2 separate regions of the Homo sapiens genome follow, and region 1 is linked to region 2. A link is a loop called in an ENCODE intact Hi-C map of the cell type or tissue named here. Cell type or tissue: CD4-positive, alpha-beta T cell. All regions are shown on one strand. Each heading gives the region's core, and the rest is flanking DNA. Links, peaks and the distances in the headings are about the cores only. Region 1 overlaps PRDM2 (PR/SET domain 2). Region 2 overlaps PRDM2 (PR/SET domain 2).

Evidence for each region. Hi-C counts contacts between places; a loop is a spot of excess contacts. Peaks named below come from ENCODE experiments on the same cell type or tissue, not always from the same donor. Only the 100,000 strongest peaks of a DNase experiment are listed, where the experiment ranks them.
Region 1: a loop joins it to region 2, with 1.9 times the contacts of the local background. A loop is called at or near these places in 9 of 110 quality-filtered maps.

The regions. Positions count from the first base shown.
Region 1 is chr1:13,779,761-13,789,007 of GRCh38, reverse strand. It overlaps PRDM2 (PR/SET domain 2), which reads right to left. Exons shown (of 10, transcript NM_001393986.1): 8 at 6,177-9,247. Among named protein-coding and RNA genes, the nearest start is that of PRDM2, 84 kb to the right of the region's middle. RefSeq lists an enhancer at 6,697-6,856 and a silencer at 7,947-8,115. In CD4-positive, alpha-beta T cell, for the core only: no CTCF peak of the experiment used is centred there; no DNase peak of the experiment used is centred there.
Region 2 is chr1:13,725,953-13,735,199 of GRCh38, reverse strand. It overlaps PRDM2 (PR/SET domain 2), which reads right to left. Exons shown (of 10, transcript NM_001393986.1): 3 at 4,083-4,200; 4 at 2,318-2,421. Among named protein-coding and RNA genes, the nearest start is that of PRDM2, 30 kb to the right of the region's middle. RefSeq lists enhancers at 3,690-3,779, 4,000-4,059, 4,120-4,429. In CD4-positive, alpha-beta T cell, for the core only: a CTCF peak has its summit at 4,239; DNase peaks (open chromatin) are centred at 2,019 and 4,119; H3K4me3 peaks cover 1,772 bases; H3K27ac peaks cover 5,493 bases.

The DNA of each region.
Region 1 (9,247 bases), core at 453-8,452, 54 kb before region 2:
TCTTGATCCAGGAGAAAAGATCTCCTCCTAGAGGGCGCACTCAGAAACCAGCCAGTCTACTCCCCACTTTTTGCAGACTGGGAACTATGATCCAGAATGTAAAGGAACTTGCCCAAGGCTAAAACACAGAAGACGCAGCCATGGAGGGCGCTTGTTGGAGGCCCGTTTACTGAAGGCACAGGGAAGGGATGAACGGCCAGCAGATGGGTTAGGATGGAAATCCAGTTCTCATCCAAGACCGTGCTCTTTCTCACAACACTCAACTCCTCACAGGGCACTGCTGTGTGTTGAAGCCTCATTTGTTTAAAACTACTAATATCGAAGACCAGTTCCAGATTCCCACCAACCTCTCTCCTCCGTGTTTTTCTAAGGGAGGAATATCGTATGCCAGAACATCTGGCCAAGGGAAGCTGGCTATCCCTTCACCACCTTTCCCTGAGGAGTGACAGACAGATGTGGTTAGCAAAGTGCTATGATGATGAACTATAGGAAACCGCTTATAGTCAGCCATTTTTAATCTTAAAAAACCCCAGCAATTTCACATAAACTGAGTATGTCACAACTTTTTGGTTTCATTCTTTGGAAGCCCATAGAAATAAACATCAATCCACAAACTACAGTAAACTTTTAGGAAGCACAGAGACCCCACAGATGAAATTATTTTGTATTTTACTCTTACCCGAGTGAGTTCACAAGGTACTTCTCGGCACCGTTGTCTGACTACACGTCCACCCTCTACATAGAAATCCAACTGGAATGAGCACATATTCAGTTACTGTCAAATAGAAACAAGTGAACAGACGCCAGGTGGGCTGAGTAGACGCCGCACTTTTAAATTAGAGTGCGGGCTCTGAACAATCCTCCACACACACCTTGTTTTACCCCCTAACTGCTCCCAATTATGTACAAAATGCAGTCCTTTCACAGATGTTTAGAAAGTTTTTTATTGGTTACAATAATATAAAATGCATTGTTTAAATTCTCCTCTAGTTATTAAGTGTTTGCAGCAATAGCACAACAAATCTTTTTTTAATACATCTGACAAGCCCCAATGATTTCAATGCTGGGAGGGGAAAAACAACAAACACCACTCTTGTCTATCTATAATTAACCTCTCTCTCTCTCAGTGCTACATTGGTTAAAATCAATGGACAACCCCTTTTTGTATGTCAAATTGTAAATTTTAATGTTTTCATTAGAATAGTCTTTTATAGCACTCTCCAAAAAGAAGCAATAAAATAACTAACAGCAAAGTTCAATACAGGAGCACTCTCCGGGTTAACAACGCCAACAAAAAAAGTGAAATGTAAATCACATATAATACAATTGAAGCGTCCAAAACAATTTAAATAATTTTAAATATTTTATTTTTAAATTGCTACAAATGCTTTATACAATATTTCAACATAAAGTCCCCATAACAGAAATGTAACAAAATGGGAATGATAGTGGAAGGATTAAAGTGGCACAAATTCACCAAACAAATATTAAACTACAAATTTTTCAGAGGTAGATTACTTTTGAAGTTGAGAACAAAAAACAGTATGAATAAAACCTAGCCGCTTTCCACCAACTCAGTCATTAATTTAGGGGGAGGCATAAAATGTAAGGATAAATGATATTAATATACTTAGGAAGAGGCCAATTTGTTGTTTTTAATCTCTATTAGAGATGCAAGTGTAAAACCTGGTATGCAAATTCATTTATACTTACGTGTAGACATACATCTGTACAGGCCTGGGATGCGCCTGTGCACTGATATATTGCTACATAGTCTCTGATAATATAATAGTTATAAATTAGTGCCAGATAAGAATCTGAGAGGATAACGTCCATTTGGATATACAAACGCAACACCAGAATAGGCATAAAAAAGAGTCCATATCCAATCTGGTTTCCTCTCCATTACGCTGGCAATCTACTTGTGATTTAAAAAAACGAAAACAACAAAAAAAAGAAATACCAGGGGTAAGAGATCAGCTAAATGCCTCTCTCTGTCTATAATTAATTTAAAAGAAAGGCATCAAGAGCTGATATGTGACCAAAACGTTTTAAATGAGTGCATCCAAATCTGTCATCCCTGAAACCTACAACAAACTACTGCTAAAACAGGCAACTTGCTTTGCAAGGTTAAGTTCAAATCAATCCTTTCTCTGCTACGTGCCAAAAACAAGGGCCATGCTCAGATCTGAGGTACCAGTCCCATGACGAGGAGCCAGTTCATCTGGCCTGTCTTACAGTGCCCTTCTCTTTGGATCTCAATCACCCGGGCGCCCAGCATGCGCGTTGGGCCCCCACCGAAGCAGCAGATGCCTGACTCTAAGCCTGCCGGCAATCAGCTGAATGTTAGGATTTTTGAGTCAGCTTCAACTGGTCTTGCAAGCTTGGTAGATTTCGTATCCTTTGCCGTAGTGCTTATCCTAAGTTGAGCATGCAATACTTTTTAGTCAATTAAGGTTTGTTTTGTTTTGGGGGCTTTTCTACAGGAAGTTCCTAGAAAATAAGAAAACTGAAGATAAATGACAACAGAACATAACCTTACATGATTGACCATGTTAAAGAAAAAGGTGAATAGACCGTAAGACAAATGTTATTAAGACGACAACACATACATGACTGAAGGCATTTAGGAACGAGCGTCCTACCCAGAAGACACACCCTGCAAGGAACTACACGCATTTATTTCCAAGGGATGTAGCAGAGATGGAGGCATGAGAAATTAGCACTTTTTTTTTTAAATCAATTCCTGGTAAATGGAAAAACTTGGTCTAGAATTTCATTTTGCTTCTCTACCTTTTTCTTGACTGCGATGGGAACTCGGTTTGAAAAGAAAAATGTGGCTCTAAAAGAAGCATTAAAGAACCCAAAAACACCAGGCACGGTGGCTCACACCTGTAATCCCAGCACTGCAGGAGGCCGAGACGGGCGGATCATAAGGTCAGGAGATCGAGACCATCCTGGCTAACACGGTGAAACCCCATCTCTACTAAAAATACAAAAAATTAGCCGGGCATGGTGGCGGGCACCTGTAGTCCCAGCTACTCGGGAGGCTGAGACAGGAGAATGGCGTGAACCCGGGAGGCAGAGCTTGCAGTGAGCCAAGATCGTGCCACTGCACTCCAGCCTGGGCAACGGAGCGAGACTCTGTCTCATTAAAAAAAAAAAAAAAAAAAGAACCCAAAAACACCGTGGGGTTTACAAAGGTGAAAGATGAGTAGGAGGTGAGTAGAGAATACACCTCTTTCCTTCCCTTTCTGCTTTACTGGAGCCCATGGAAATGAACCCTTAGCAACAGATTTAAACTCAGCACTCCAGAAAGCCATGGCGAGGGGTGGGGGGTGGGTCACTGTAGTAAGAGCTGCAGCAGGAGAACCTGAATGACTGTGGCATGCCTGCTTTCCTGTGTTTTCTCCTAAGAAAAATATTTGGAGCACATGGCTTTTTGACACCTTGTCTGGCACCATGGCTTGTGTTCCAGGAAATGACCCTCAGTGTTAAGTAGAAAACTCATGGAAAAATCATATGGCTGATTGCAAGCATGTACTTGAAAAACTGTGGAATCCGAAAGTGGCATTCACATGTAAAATATCTGAGTATGGAAAACTAGCTCTTAATCACAGCTTGTTGTAAAGAAATAACACAGGACAAGGATGTGCTGCCTGTTCTGTAAGAAATCCCTGTGTACCCAACAGGGTAAGTAAAGCAAGCTGCAAACAGAGTGAAAGTGAGTATTCCTCGACATGTAATAGATGTGATGATTCCTTGTGTCAGGAATCATCCCTACACGAAATTTACAAGTAGAACTATACTTAAACAGAAAGACGACTGTAGTTCAAACAACTCCTTATTAGTGTAATGCAACAAATATGCACTGAGGCTGAGGCCTCCTCTCTACGAGCCCTGGGCAACACGTTAATGACAATCATCATATTACCCAGGTCTAAGTTTAGGAATCCCAGTTTTGTGCTAAACTCACTACAAAGTACTAAGACCAAAACAAACACTTTAAAGAAATGCCCACTTTTGTGTCCAGATAGTCAAAATCTATCTTGATGAACATCTGTTTTCTAATTCCCAAGAACACATCACAGGTTTATGGTGACTTGGTAAGTGGACCCCTGGATCACATTCCTGACCTACAGATGTGTCCGCAGCACAGTTCCAGCACCTCACACAGAGGAGGAAGAGCTGCCACCAATGCCTGTCATTACCATCTACGGTTAGGACAATACCAGTGTTTTCTTATCTGATTCTTCTGTGCTTCCTTTTAGGCAAAATTTCACTCCAGCAAGGTAACCCTCTGTTAACTATCAAACAAAGCAAAATAATGAAAATGAACTGGGGCAAAGAAGAGACATGATTTTTAAGGCCCTTTAGTCCTTTGTAGCCTTAAAGGTTACTCAAAAGACACTGGGTAGAGGCTATTTGAATAGGCCTCATAAATTTATGGTCACTCTGACAGCTTTTCTTTGCAGAACTTAATTTTTCCAAATCAACTTTAACCTTGAACTGTGTAAGTAGGGCCAAGTACAAAACAAGCATTTCTTTTAGATAATACTGAAGACAAAAGGGATAGACAGTACATTCTAAAGCATCAACCGCCTGGGAGGTGTTTTATAGTACAATCTGTGAAAATGAAGGCACACTCTGCTTGTTGAAGACACAAGCAACTTGAAAAGGACTCAATTTGATCATGTCCTGTTGGTGTGGCACCACCAGAACACAGACTGAGCACAAACAGGTGCACAATTCAATTACTAAAGGCAAGCAGCTTTGACAGCTGATAACACAGGTGCTTATTTTCAGCAGAGCTAACCTCCAAGATGCTACCTATGTATGTGCCGCGGCCAGAGACCGAGCGTTGGTCAGACCTATGGCAACTAAATATTTAACACATTTATGAAGTAACTTTTTAAAAATCTGATCCATTAATCCTACAGTAAATCATTCAAATCAGCCTTAGCTAATGATTCTTCTCTATCTTTAGCTGTGATTTAAGGCACACCAGCATTAAAAATTCTACCTCATCAATCATGCAGGGCTAATGGCACCTCTGTGTCCTCGTGACCTCTACAAAATGGCAGTCGCGTCCACACTTAGGATCCCTAATTCTGCTTGCTTAAAACACCAAAGAATTTTCAGACACCAAAAGCTATAGCATGAAAGCCTAGAGTCAGGTGGCATCCTGTGAAAAGACAAGACTTAAAAGTATTTTGCAGAAATGCTATCTGATGAGTAATTTTCACATGAGACTGAACTATTCAGAAACAGCAGGAATTCCAATACACATCCACTTCGGACAAAGGACTCAGGAAGTTTGAGAATCCAATGTAACAAATTTAACCGCTGCCCTCTCTTCATCTGTCACTGAGAACAGTTCTTAATATAGGAAGCACAGGGAATAAAGCAGTAAAGTCACTTCAAATCTAAGACAAATCCTTCTATCATTACTGGGGAAACAAAGGCACTGACAAATGAGGCTGACATGCCCTGGGTATCACACAGGCCTGAAAGAGCTGCAAGGGTCCTGCCTGGAGTTCCAAGCATGTCTCTCCTGCTCTGCTTCCCATCCAGATCCTGACTTGTTTACCGTCCTACGGCTGAGTTCAGGAGGTGGGGGACAGTGCATAAGACCTTTTTAAAGGACTATGTTTTGTTTTGACCGATGCAATCAATTATTAAAATTTAAGCATTGGCAATTCTGAAAGAAAGTGTCAGGTACTAGATCTATGCTGAAGTCACAGAAATATTAAACAAGATTGTAACATGGTTTACTAATGAACTTAGTGACCCGTCTTAACCTAAGAAATGTTCTATGATCGGAAAATAAGACACATGACACTGAGCTATTACCCAAGACATAAAGGAAGTTTGAGAGGATTGCATCTTTTCTTAGAGTACTTTTGAGAGCTTTTCTATAGTTTTAAATTCAATTTACATCTGGCCACATTAAAGAAGTGGCACTGCTTTGTGAGTCCTAAGTCTGAAATTAGAACTATTTATTCATCTCTAAAAGCAGCCAAAGCAATGACCCTTCATGCCTTTAACTTATACAACAGCTATTTCCTTTAAGTGGGGAAAAAAAAAAAAAAAAGCAACAAGAAACCAAAAAACACCCGTAGGCAAGGATACTGTCGCCTTCCCGGTCTTTCCCTCCCACCAGCTCCTGAGCTTACCTGAAGTCCTTCAGCTCCTGCTTGGCGCTGCCGTCCTCTCTCTTGTTCTCACTCAAGTCAGCAGCAGCTGCCAGCTGAAGGCTCCGGGTGACTGGCCCCCCACTCCGCTCTCTAGATTTTATATTGAACCGGTCTGTTCTTTTCTTACTCGCCAAGGTGGATTTGCTTTGTAAAACAGCTTTGCTTTTCTGTACCCTCACGTGCAGGCTCCGTGATGTTTTGCTGGAAAGCTGAGCAGAATGATTCTTGGCCACAGCTTTAGGTTTTTTCCCCTCAACATGAGTTATTTTGGCCATTCTTATCGGGCTGGAGTTCCTTAAAGAGGAGGAGCTTGGTTTTTTGGATTTCACCGAAGCTGCAAACTTGACGTTCTGCTTGGACCTGAAGGATGAGGAGGGAAGTGGGACTTGGGTGGGGCCTGAGCTGCGGGCTCTGGTCTTGCCCAACGGAGTCTGCATGCTTTGCATTTTAATCTCCGCATCCGCTGTCCGTCTGCGGTGGTTGCTGTTACTGTTTTTGTCACTACTTGCAGGTGATGAGTGTCCACCTTTCTTAGATGAATGAGAAACTTTTTTTTTGGGAGGAGAAAGGGGTTTTTTGGGACAGCTGAAGGCGGCGTGTTTATTCAGGCTTCCAATGTAAGTGAACTCTCGATTACAGTAAGGGCAGATGTGAGAGGATGACTCACAAGCATTTTTCAAGTCGGCCTTCTGCTTTGCAGATTTGTTTTTCTGAAGAATTGCTTTCTGTACTAGCTGATTTTTTTTCTTCAATGCATTTAATTTGAGCTTATTCGACGACATTTTGCTGAGCTCAACACTAAAGTTAAGCCTTTTGGGCTGTCCCATTCGTCGGAAGGCATTTTTCCCAGAGTTATCTAAAACCACCACGCCATTTTTGGGTTGCACAGTTTGTTTTAATGGTACTGGGTTTTTCTTAGGCGTGTACCTCTTCTTGTCACTTGCAGAAGCACAAGCCAGGATATGTTTGTGCAACTCCGGCATATTGTCGACACCTTTTCCACACTTTGTGCAGCGAATGGCGGTAGTGAAAGTCTGTGGAATATTGTGTGTAGTGAAATTTGTGGCTGTCACACCAATCCCCATGGGGTTACGGTGATGGTACTGAAATGGAGGTGGTTTAAAGCTTGGGTAATGCTGATTGAGGCCCAATCGAACATCTGGATCTTTTGTCTTTATTCCAGAAGCCATTATTTTTATAGTCGTGTAAAGCTCTTCAGAGGAATCATTTAACTCCTCTTCTTCTTTAGAAGTTTCTAAAGGATCTTCTGGCAAGCTCTGCATATGCTCTACATGGGCCTTGCTGGGATCTGTAAAGTTCTGGGGCCTCAGAGTCCCGCTTTCAAACTCGTGATGTGTGCACACCTTATCTGGGTGGAGATCTCGCTGGTGCTGCTGCAAATTGCACAAAAAAGCAAATTCTTTTTTACAAACAGAACACACAAAGATATTCCCAACTCCATGAAGCAAAAAGCGATGTTCTGACAAGTCCGTTTTATCCTTAAAAAGCTGCACACAAAATTCACATTTGAAGGGCCATTCTTCAGCATGAATAGATAAATGTTTGGTTAGATCTTTAATGGAAAGAAAAGGTGATTCACAGACGTTGCAAACAAAGTTTTTGTTGAATGTTTCCTGAACAACAACATCCTGTTCAGCAGCAGACTGGGGCTCTTCCCTGGGTTTCAGACCTTCATTCTCTAATTCCTCCTGTTTGAAAGATATCATGGGGAGAGAAGCCTCCAGATTATCACCAGAGGAAACAACAGATGATATTGCGGAGAGAGGAGGTGGAGAAGGAGAAGAGGAGGAAGATGAAGAAGAAAACGAAGAGGAGGAGGAAGATGAAGAGGAGGAAGAAGAAAGTGTTGGAGGCCCGGGTGAGGCGGCAGACATCAGGGGCTCCACGGGAGGAATGGGAGAGGGAGAGGGGGACACTGTTGGGGACAGAATTGGAAGTGGGGACTGTGCGGTGGCATTTGAGAGTGGAGAGGGGCATGGGTGTGGAGATGCACTGGAAGAGGGGGCTGGAAGAGGTACGGTAGGAAGGAGGGGAGGGGGCGGAGTGGCAACAGTTAATACCGGGGGACAGGGTGGAGGGGAAGAGGGATCTGTGGGGATCAAGAGAGGAGGCAGCTGACCGGATGAAAGGGAGGGTGTCTGCAGGGCAGGTGATGAAGGACAAACATCAGGTGTGGACTCAACAGTAGGGGCAGGGAAACCAGAGCCCGGACCGAGGTCAGGATCTGGCTGAGCTTCTAGGGATTTACAAGGACTTGGGCTCCTGGTCCCATCTGCAGGGTTTTCTACAGGTAAATCGATGCCATTATATTCATTGAGAAGAACCTTCTGCAGCATGCAGGTGGTTGGTTTCCTTTTCTTTACAGCACTACACGTAGGCTGCACTGAATGACTTTCTTTGAATTCCTTGCCTTCAGAGTCACTACAATGCTTTTTATGCACACTGAGATCTAAGACAGATTCCCACTGGACTGGAGTCTTGCCTGTACCCTCAGCCTTCTGTTTGACACCGCTGGATAAATCCAGTGGCTGCTGGTTGCACACACTGCTAAAAGCAGAACTAGCTGTCCACTCTTTAGACATTTTATATTCATCAAAGCATGGAGGGCTCACAGTTTCTCTCTCATCTCTCCCAGACAAACTCCATGCTGGTGAGTCGCTGTGACTTTCTAATTTGGATTTTTTGGAAGTCAGCCCGGCATCGGTCCATGCTGCTTTCCCATCACTTGGCTTTCCAAAGTCTCGAAGGGCAGGACTGTGCTGTGGAGAACTGGGAGGAGAGCTGGTCCGCCTCTTAAACCTACTTGAGGTCACAGGCAACATTGATGCAGGAGCAGACACACAAACAGGACCTAATTTAGCTATTTCAGTTGCTGAAATCCCTGCAGGAGTTAGTTTATCTTGGGTTTGAAGAAGTTGTTTGAGCTTTGATGACAAATAAACACTTTTCTCTTTGTGGAAAGACACTGCCTCTGTTGTTGATATGCTAAGAGGAAGACTTAAAGAGCAAGAGGGGACCATGGGGTCAGA
Region 2 (9,247 bases), core at 421-8,420:
ACTTAAGACTGGGTTAGATAATCAAGGGCTCAAGGAGAGCAATTTAACACTTTGTCTTAGATTAGCTTTAAAATGGAATTCTGGCTGGGGTCTAAGACCCTGCTGCTAAAAGATAAGCTGGTCTTAGGGGCTTTGATGGAAGAACAAATGCCAAGATGAGATTCTGATGATAAGCCATTTCTGTTACATTAATACAAGGCATTCTGATGCAGGTCTGAGGGTAAGAGCAGAGTTGGAATAAGTTAGTAGGAAACTACTAAGTCTTACCTCAATGTCATTTTCTTCTAAGAAATATTTACATTATAATTGATACTTCCTTTGCCATATACATACTTACACATGTATGTCATATCTATTCACTTTTATTTTAACAGAGCAAAAGGCTTACAGGTTTCTATATCAGATGTATATTTTGTAGTCAGAACTACTTGAATGAGATTTTTTTTAATTGCAGGAAGACAAAAGGCACCCTTGATAAGAACTAGGATTCTTATCAAAGATTTGCAAACTCTAGTAGTACAGTATATAAGAAGTATCTTACATTAACAATGGGATGTTAACAGGTTTATAGAAGAAATTCTAATAAGTCATGGTTCCAAATTTTCAACAACTATCAAGTCATACTATGTATGAATCTCAATGCAAATGAAGCTTAATGTACAAAAAGCACTATTAATAAATTATACAATATGCCCAACAACATCAAGTTGTTACATGGGATAAAATAGGTACTACTAACTTAAGTTTAATATTGATGGCATTTGTTCAAGATTAGTGTTATAAACACAGCACTAGAGAAAGCAGTTTCTGGTTCCTTGACATTATTCTCACTAAACGTAGTGTTAAACCTGGTGAGCCAATTTGTTAGTTTCCCTTGGGAAACATCTAAAATTAAAAATGCAGTTTATTTGGGAGCATAATTTTGTGGTCAAGACATTTTTAATCATGCAGGCATTATCTTTAGTAATTCACATTTTTTGGCCGGGCAGTTTTTCTACAAATACAGAACTCTTACACCTCAAAAGTGGTGAAATAACAGAATGCAATGACTCTTGTGGTAAATCCTCATTTCCTAAGACACCCCCCGTTAATAGTCAGAAGATACATTATAACAAATTCATAAGAAACAAATAACTCAAAATTATTGGGAGAAACTGTCAGATTTTTCAAGTTGGGAAACAGCTTAGAGCATAAAGAAAAATAGCAGCATACTTCAACCATACAAATGCCACAGAACTTCTTGATGAAAAGTGTCCACACACTTCCTAGCCATACTTTATTTTTAGGCTTTTCTATGTTAATGTGTGAAAAAACAGATGTGATTCAGTTTCAGACAATCTGACAGGAATGCTTTTTCTCATCATCCAAAAACTTAACTTGTTTTGAAAAGGAGTCACACCATGGAGCTCCTTTAAGAACTCAGGGGGGCTTCCAGGGGGCACTGACTTGAACTAAATTCATCACAAATGCTGAATTCCTACGCAATACCCCAGGGAACAACAAAAGCAACAACGACAAATTTTATCTTCACAACTATCCTAGGAGATATCTTCTATCTCTATTTTTTTAATTGAGGGTTTTCTAGCCCAGAGGCTATGTCCCCTGCTGCAAGTCACGAAGCTAGAGGTAGGATTTGAACTCAGGCAATGCAATGAAAACCTTAACTGCCTCCCAGTGAGGCAGGAGAGATGCATTCTAGTTCTGCATCTACAGGCCTCCCGGGTGGAGCCCCCCAGGGAAGGAGAGCTCAGCTCTGTCTCCTGACTGCTTCTCCTCTCAAAGGAGTGTGCAGATGCCCTGCTGTCTTCCAGAATTGCTGGGAAAACATGAAATTAATAGATGAAAAACTCCTGAAAAATTACAAGCTCTATATATGTGCCATATGCTAAATATATCCAACTGAATATCCTAGCAACATAGAAATTACTTTCTAAAATATAGAGAAGAACCTAACAGTGCTTTCTTTGCAGCCACCATAGAGTGTCTTTTATGGGGTTTATGTGGCGGCCTGTGAAGTGACAAACCATCAAACAGGAAGTCACGGTCTTAGTTGCAAAGCAAAACACCCTGGACACGGCAATGTAAAACATGGATTTGACATTTATTGTTGAGGACAGCCAAGCAGTTTCAAAATACAAAAGCATATATAAATAGCAGTCTGTATCCAGGGAAACACATTTTCTCTTTAATAAAAATATTCTTGACTTTAAAGAACACATTAAAATGATTGTTTTAAATTCAAAATGTCAAATTCTGAGAGAACAGAATAATTATTTCATAAAACTCTGAAAAACAAAGAATCAGAATTACTTCTTACCTCCCACATGTATACATTATTCTTAACCTGAGATCTTTTTTTCTTATCACCAACAAATGGCCCAAATTTTTTGCCTTTTAAAATTGGTTTAGTGGCCCAGACACCTAGAAAATAAAATCAGTATTTTTATAATGTATCATGGTTATTTTAAAGATTGAAACCATTAAAATCGCTTAAGTTTCACAAAACAGTTAAAAGGCTAGACTGCCTAAATCAAGCTAATGTTAAAATAGCCTGAGATCAAGTTAAATTAAGTCAAGTCCTCAATGGGGATTTTTATTTTTCTTCTTTATACTCTTCTGTTCTATAAAGAACCTATATTGTTTTACGATTAGAAAAAAATGTTTTATATACTTTTAAAATGTTTTACATGTAACACTACCCGTACAGTAGGATCACAAATACTTGAATAACACAGTCACAACAACTGAAGAGAAAAAATATTGGAATGGAGTGAAACTACAACTGATTTTTGAACTCCTCTGTCTGCTTGTTTATAAAGTTCAAATTGTCTCTAATGAACATGACTTGTTCTTATAAAGGGTTAGAAATATAGTTTTATGAATAAATAGTTTTGAAGTTCATTTGCTTTAAAGTAGAAAACCCTTTCCTGCCTAACTAAGCTTCCTGAAAACTTAGCTACTGGAACGGCTCACTTTTCAGAGTTTCTAACAGCCAAAATAGCTGTTCATCCACAGTATTCTTAGGGTTGTTTCTATTTACTATGCACTGACCATAACGGAAAGCGATATAATGAGCAAGCAGACAGTAAAATGGCAGGAGTCTGGCCCAGCAGTCAACAGCATCACTTTAGATCGGTTCCCTCACCTTTTGGCTTCAGTTTCCTCATATACAGAATGGGGGGTAAAGGCTGGGCCAGTCCTATCCTGCTAGGATGTACAAATTCCACTTCTCTGTAAGTCCGCTATGTAAGTCAACAATCAGTTGAGCTATAAAATCAACCACTTTCATTTGAACAATATGTTCAAACTGCTCAATGAATAAGTTTCCAATGAGAATTTTTAAAAGCATGTATTAAAATTTTTTCATACATATGTACATATAAATTGGGATATCGGAAGTACATCTAAAAAAAAGAAACAGGGATATAAATATGATATATTCCAAGACTGTATTTTGACTAAAGTTTTACAATTTACTTCCTTAGCTTCTGTCTAAAGATTAGGCCACATAAAAACCAAACACACACGCGCCTGGTTTGTGTTCAAGGAGAAATCCCAGCCAGAAGAATTTAGATACACTCACAGCATGTCATTCATTCAAGTATCTACTGAGGGTCCACAAAGTATCTGGTACTGGAGGCACAAAGATACATAAGAAATAAAGGCACTCACAAGCAATAACAGAGCCAAGTGTAAAAATATTACAAAACAATGAAGTGAATATAATGGTACAATCATGCTCCTCATGGTGAAATCAGAGAGAAGGGAACAACACGTTCTGTGGGGTGAGGCTCAGCAGGGAGACTCAGAGGAGGAGGACACTCAGGCAAGAGGGATGGGACCTACGTGTGTGTGTGTGTGTTTGTGTGTGTGTCTGTTTGTGTGTTCCTGGTTTTATTTTTACAACCCATGTCCAACCTGGATTCTTGACTAGAAAATGCATCAACACCATATAATCTTCTAAGTCAAGGGTAAATTGCTGCTTTTATGGTGCGCTCCCTACCTGACATGCCCCTGCAGGAAGCCTCACTGCCACCTGCTCTTTACTGCCTGACTTGCTCCGTGACAGGAGGAGCACTCACCAATCCGGGTCTTGTCAACAGCAGAAGGGAAAAGCCTCACTTCCTCCGGAAGTCCTCGCAGCACATGTTCGGGTACCTCAGCCAGGGTCTCGGTGGCCGCCACAGGCTCAGTAGTGTTCTGCAAGTCAAGAAATGGAAGGATCACAGCAAAAGAAAGAAAACTCAAATCATGGGTTTTTTTTTTTTTCTGGTTCAATAAGCAAGTATGCAAAAATGTAACCGAAACCTGAAGCTGGCAAGACAGACCAAAACGATGATGTCAAGCATTTGAGGAGCTGCTTTGATGCTTGTTTGTAACTGTCCAAAGGAAACCACTGCAACCTTCAAGCATGTCTGTGTTACTCTATTTTGTTCCAGCCACCTGTGGCCATTTCCAAAATATGATAATCTCTGCCACCATACTGCTTTAAACACAAATAGAATCTGGCAGCAAAATATAGCATAAGCTTACTTCTAAATCAAAGGCTACCATCAGTACCTTAGCACATTTAAAAAATAAAAACCAACACTGCCCACTTCAATGAATGCTTTCAGCACACACCACAAAGGCTACTGGGGCCCTCCAACCCTGCCCCATCCATGTTGCCCTCCAGCAACAACCCCTAACTGGATGGGGCTTGAATATTCCACCCCAAAACACGACAACTTATTGTGGTCCCTTACTGCAAGTGCCACCTTTCCAGGAAACAGTAATTTACCACTGTTTACCAAGTCACTAAACAGCAAAGTCACCAGGATATCACAGAGTTGCTAAGAAACAGAGAATTTTTTTAAATTATTTATCAAAGTTTAGGCTGGAATTCATCATAATCTTAAGAAAAGATTACTATTAGATATGTATGTAAGGAAGGGAGAGATTTGAGCCAACTGGGAGAATATGACTGTTATTTTCTCATTAACTTTCAAATCAAAGGAACACCAAGGGTCTAGTAACCAGTACACCATATATCCTACGGAGCTGATGTGCACATCACGGCACTGCTAAGAATGATAGGCTTTGTAGTCTGAGTGTGTTTCATTTCACTGCACAGGGAAACACTTCTCCAGGACTTTTAAATGAACCAACACAGGCAAAAGTAAACCCCAAACAAAAAAGATTAATTTTTCCCACAACCAGGAAGCTCTTGTCGTCTTCAAGAATATATGTACCAAGAAAAGAATATCATCCAAACTGGCATACTCTCAGCATTTCAATTTTTGGCTTATTAATTATCAACAGTCTACTTCAAGAGAAATAAATCTCACAGTCATTATAAACATGGTCATCTACTCTCTGGCCTGCTTCAAGCTCGAGAGCCCAAGAGAGGGCATCTAGAGACAGGTTTGTCTCTCGTGCAGAGCCGAGCCAACTGAGCCTCCATTTCAGACACACAAATGCTTTGTTCCTGCTTGATTTACACCTTTGTCCCAACAATATCCCTGAAACATTTTCCAAAACATAAGATAGCCAATTAGCCCCAGAAAATGGTCTTATGGTATTTTTAATTAGCTAAAGTGTGAATAAATTAACCATAGACATTTTTCACTTCTAAATATAGTGTCCCCATTTTTAAATTCTTAATCTATAAGCTGGATTTTTGGAAATGTGAACAATTTATTTCCAAAGAGGGAAAAGGTATTACACTGGTAGTTGGCATTGGCATCCTAAGCTACATAATGATTATTTCATAACACTGATAAAGTAAGTGACATTAACAAATATTAGCCAGAGTGATGTCCTATCAGCACTGGCCATTTAGTAAAGTAAAAGGGGATTTTCTTCTTCCGTCTCAGCTGGGACCCTAGGCAAACACTCAGCACCATTTATCCTCCCCAGGAGCACAGCCGCTTTGAAAAGTCACCATGTCTGCTAACCTAAACGGATACTTCCAGGCACTTTCACAGTAATTCTAATGACAACTTCGTATTTACTGAGAACTTCCTCGCTCAAGGCACTGTGCTGTCTTACATGCTGGGTAGAATGTACTCCAAATAGTCCAAGAGACAGGTATTATCAGTGTCTCCCCCTCTCCACACAGAGCAGGGAATTAGAGCTTAGAGACATTGCTTAAAGGGCTCAAAGCCTGGATCTGAATATCTGTCTGATTCGAGTGCCTATAGTCAGTCCTAATCATCAAGGAGTTTTCACTTAAGATTCTGCTGGAATATCATCTAAGAACCTCTGACCTAAAACTTCCAGATTTCCATGGAAATGTCAGCAGGAGATGGTGCTTAAGGCAGGAATGGTCACTCCCACAAGAAATGTGTAACTTGAGTACAAGTTAGAGATCACATGTATTAAAATTTCTGAAGCGCCCGAGAACATGAAGGACCTCAGCAGAGAAGCCATGGGAAAAAGAAATACCAAAAAATCCTATGTATTTGTTTATCTGTTTTAAGTCAACCCATTATTTTTTGTCTTTTTTTTCTTTTAAATTACTCCTTTATTCCACATCTTGTCCCACTAGACCCATTGGTTTTTCCTTTTGGACTCATACACCCAGCAGAGGAAAGCTTTTTCTGTTATTGTCGTATCCTTCACATTACAAAAAGACCAAACTACAACAGAGCACCTCAGTTCACAGCAGCACAACCCAGACGCTGGGCAGCCCCAGGGCCCTCCCTCCCTTCTTCCCCACAGCCCCGCTGGACTCTCCATGGCCGTGGCTATGGCTGCAAACTGCCTAGAACATTTCTAGAAAATCAATGATTTGAGAAGTAGAAGGTAGATTCATGGGCTGGACTTCTGAAATAGAACCACCCTCTTTTCTTCCTTGGTTCTCCTTCACAGCTCTTACCACAATTTTAAATGCTTATTTGTATAGCTGTGTGTTTACTGTGTGCCTCCTCTGTGAGACTGCAGTGAAGACAGATGGTGTCTATCTTATTCAGTGTTGTGTTCCCCCAGCTTAGCAGTAGATTTCAAATGTTTGTTGTCACTTAAATACTTGAATGAGTACATGGCTCTTTGTAAGCTAACTTAAAGCTTTTTTTAAAAAGGAGGGATAGAAATAAATGAAAGAGCTGGGTCATCTATCAGGAAGTATCTCCTCCACATGTGCCTGAATTTCTTGAAATTGAGGTAGGTATTCTTCTGGATCAATATAAGAATCCTTTTTTAGAAAATGTGGTATGCCATTAATTCCAAGCAACCAATGTACAAGTGAACCTTAGGAACAAAGGAATGTTTTCAAAAAATTCTCTCCCCCACATACTCATAAACTGGGATCTCTTCTTGGTACATATCCTGACAGGATAAGATGTAATATCATATCTAAACAGGTTCATCTTGATTCTTATACTAAAGAATCACAATTTGATCCTGGCACTATTTCCCAGATTGATCTTGTCTAAAATAAGTTGCACCATCTACTCTATTTATTTATTTCTATATTTCCAAATCCCTGCTACAGGCCAGGCAATGTTCTAGGCAGCACGCTTGCCTCAACACGGCATCACTCTGGTAAGAAATAGAGACAAAATTAAACACATACATACAATGGCTGATGCCCTGTAGAAAACTCAAGCACAAAAAAGGGGACACATGCCTTCCGATCAGTGGCGAATGAAAAAAAAGAGGGGAACGCGAGGCGTGGTGGCTCACGCCTGTAATCCCAGCACTTTGGAAGGTCAAGGCGGGCAGATTACCTGAGGTCAGGAGTTCGAGACCAGCCTGGCCAAGATGGTGAAACCCCGTCTCTACTTAAAATACAAAAATTAGCTGGGCGTGGTGGCTCATGCCTGTAATCCCAGCTACTCAGGAGGCTGAAGCAAGAGAATTGCTTGAGCCCGGAAGGTGGAGGTTGCAATGAGCCGAGATCGTGCCACTGCACTCCAGCCTGGCTGACAGACCGTCTCAAAAAAAAAAGGAACACAGTCATGGAGTAGGGATGGAGATGCCTGTTCAGACAGAATGCTGAGGCCTCTCTAGAAGTAGAAAGGGAATCTGTGACAATATTGGGGAAACATGTCAGGAAAAGAAAACAGCCAGGACCAAATCTCAAATTAAGAGGAAACGCAGTATCCAGGCAAAAAGACCCATGTGTCCAGAGCAGAGAAGGTAGGAGAAGCAGCTAGAACTGAGGCAGGAGGGGCAGGCAGGGGTAAGGTCTCTGAGAAACACTCATCGCCATTCGCTTGTCTACCCAGAATAAGCAGAATAGAAGTCATCAAGCAGAGAGCAGAGAGCAGATCGCAAGCTCCGCAAGGCACCCCAGCTGCTGGCGTCTCCCAGTACGCCCTGTCCTTGCTGCCCCTGAATAGAAGTATGTTCCTGTCTCATGGGTTTTTAACACTGATCACTGTGATATGAAAGAAGCTAAAGAACTTCTCTGCTTCCCTATTAGCTGACCTCAATGAGGACTCATTATTTGACTGCTTAATGAAGTACAGTCTTTAAACATGTATCAATGAACAGATCTGGAACAGTATGTATTAAATTTAACATGTTAAATTTAAGTCAATTTAATGTCATTTAGTTATTAACTATTAATTGATCTCATTAATTCGATGTTTCCAACTTCCTACCTCAAACTCAAAGAAAGTCACTACCCGCTTCTCTTCCCCCAATTAATCGCCAAAGCGTCTCTCCTTCATTCAGCCCATCCGTCAGTCATTAACACATACTCCCTGAGTGTCTGCTCAGAGCTAGCACCATGCTAGGACCCCCTCCTCATGAAGCCCACTGGCTAGAGGAAGAACTTCTCTGTTCCTGCTCCCTGAGACAAGAAACCTTGGACAGATTTTGATTCACGAGTTTTGACCTTGCTGGGGAGCCTCTGAAGGGCCCTTCTACTGCTTTCCTGATACATTTTCTCTGACCCAGGATGACCTTTCCATGCTGGACGGGGTGAGGAGCTTAGGGAATATAACATTTATTCCATCCTCTGAGCCAAGATCTGTGCTAAGCACTTTACATGCATTACCTCATTTAATCATCACAACAGTAACAATCACAACTAACACAGATGGAGCGTTCAAGATGTGTCAGATACAACTGTGAGCACTTATCACCTCATTTAATCTGCACACTACCAATTGCTATAGGCACTTCTATGATCTCCACGTTACAGATGAAACTAAACTTTGCCCATAGTCCCAGCCAGCAGGTGGCAGAGCTAGGTAATTTCAATCCAGACAATCTCGCTTCAGGGTCTGGATTCTCAAATACTATGCCACAGAGCAGC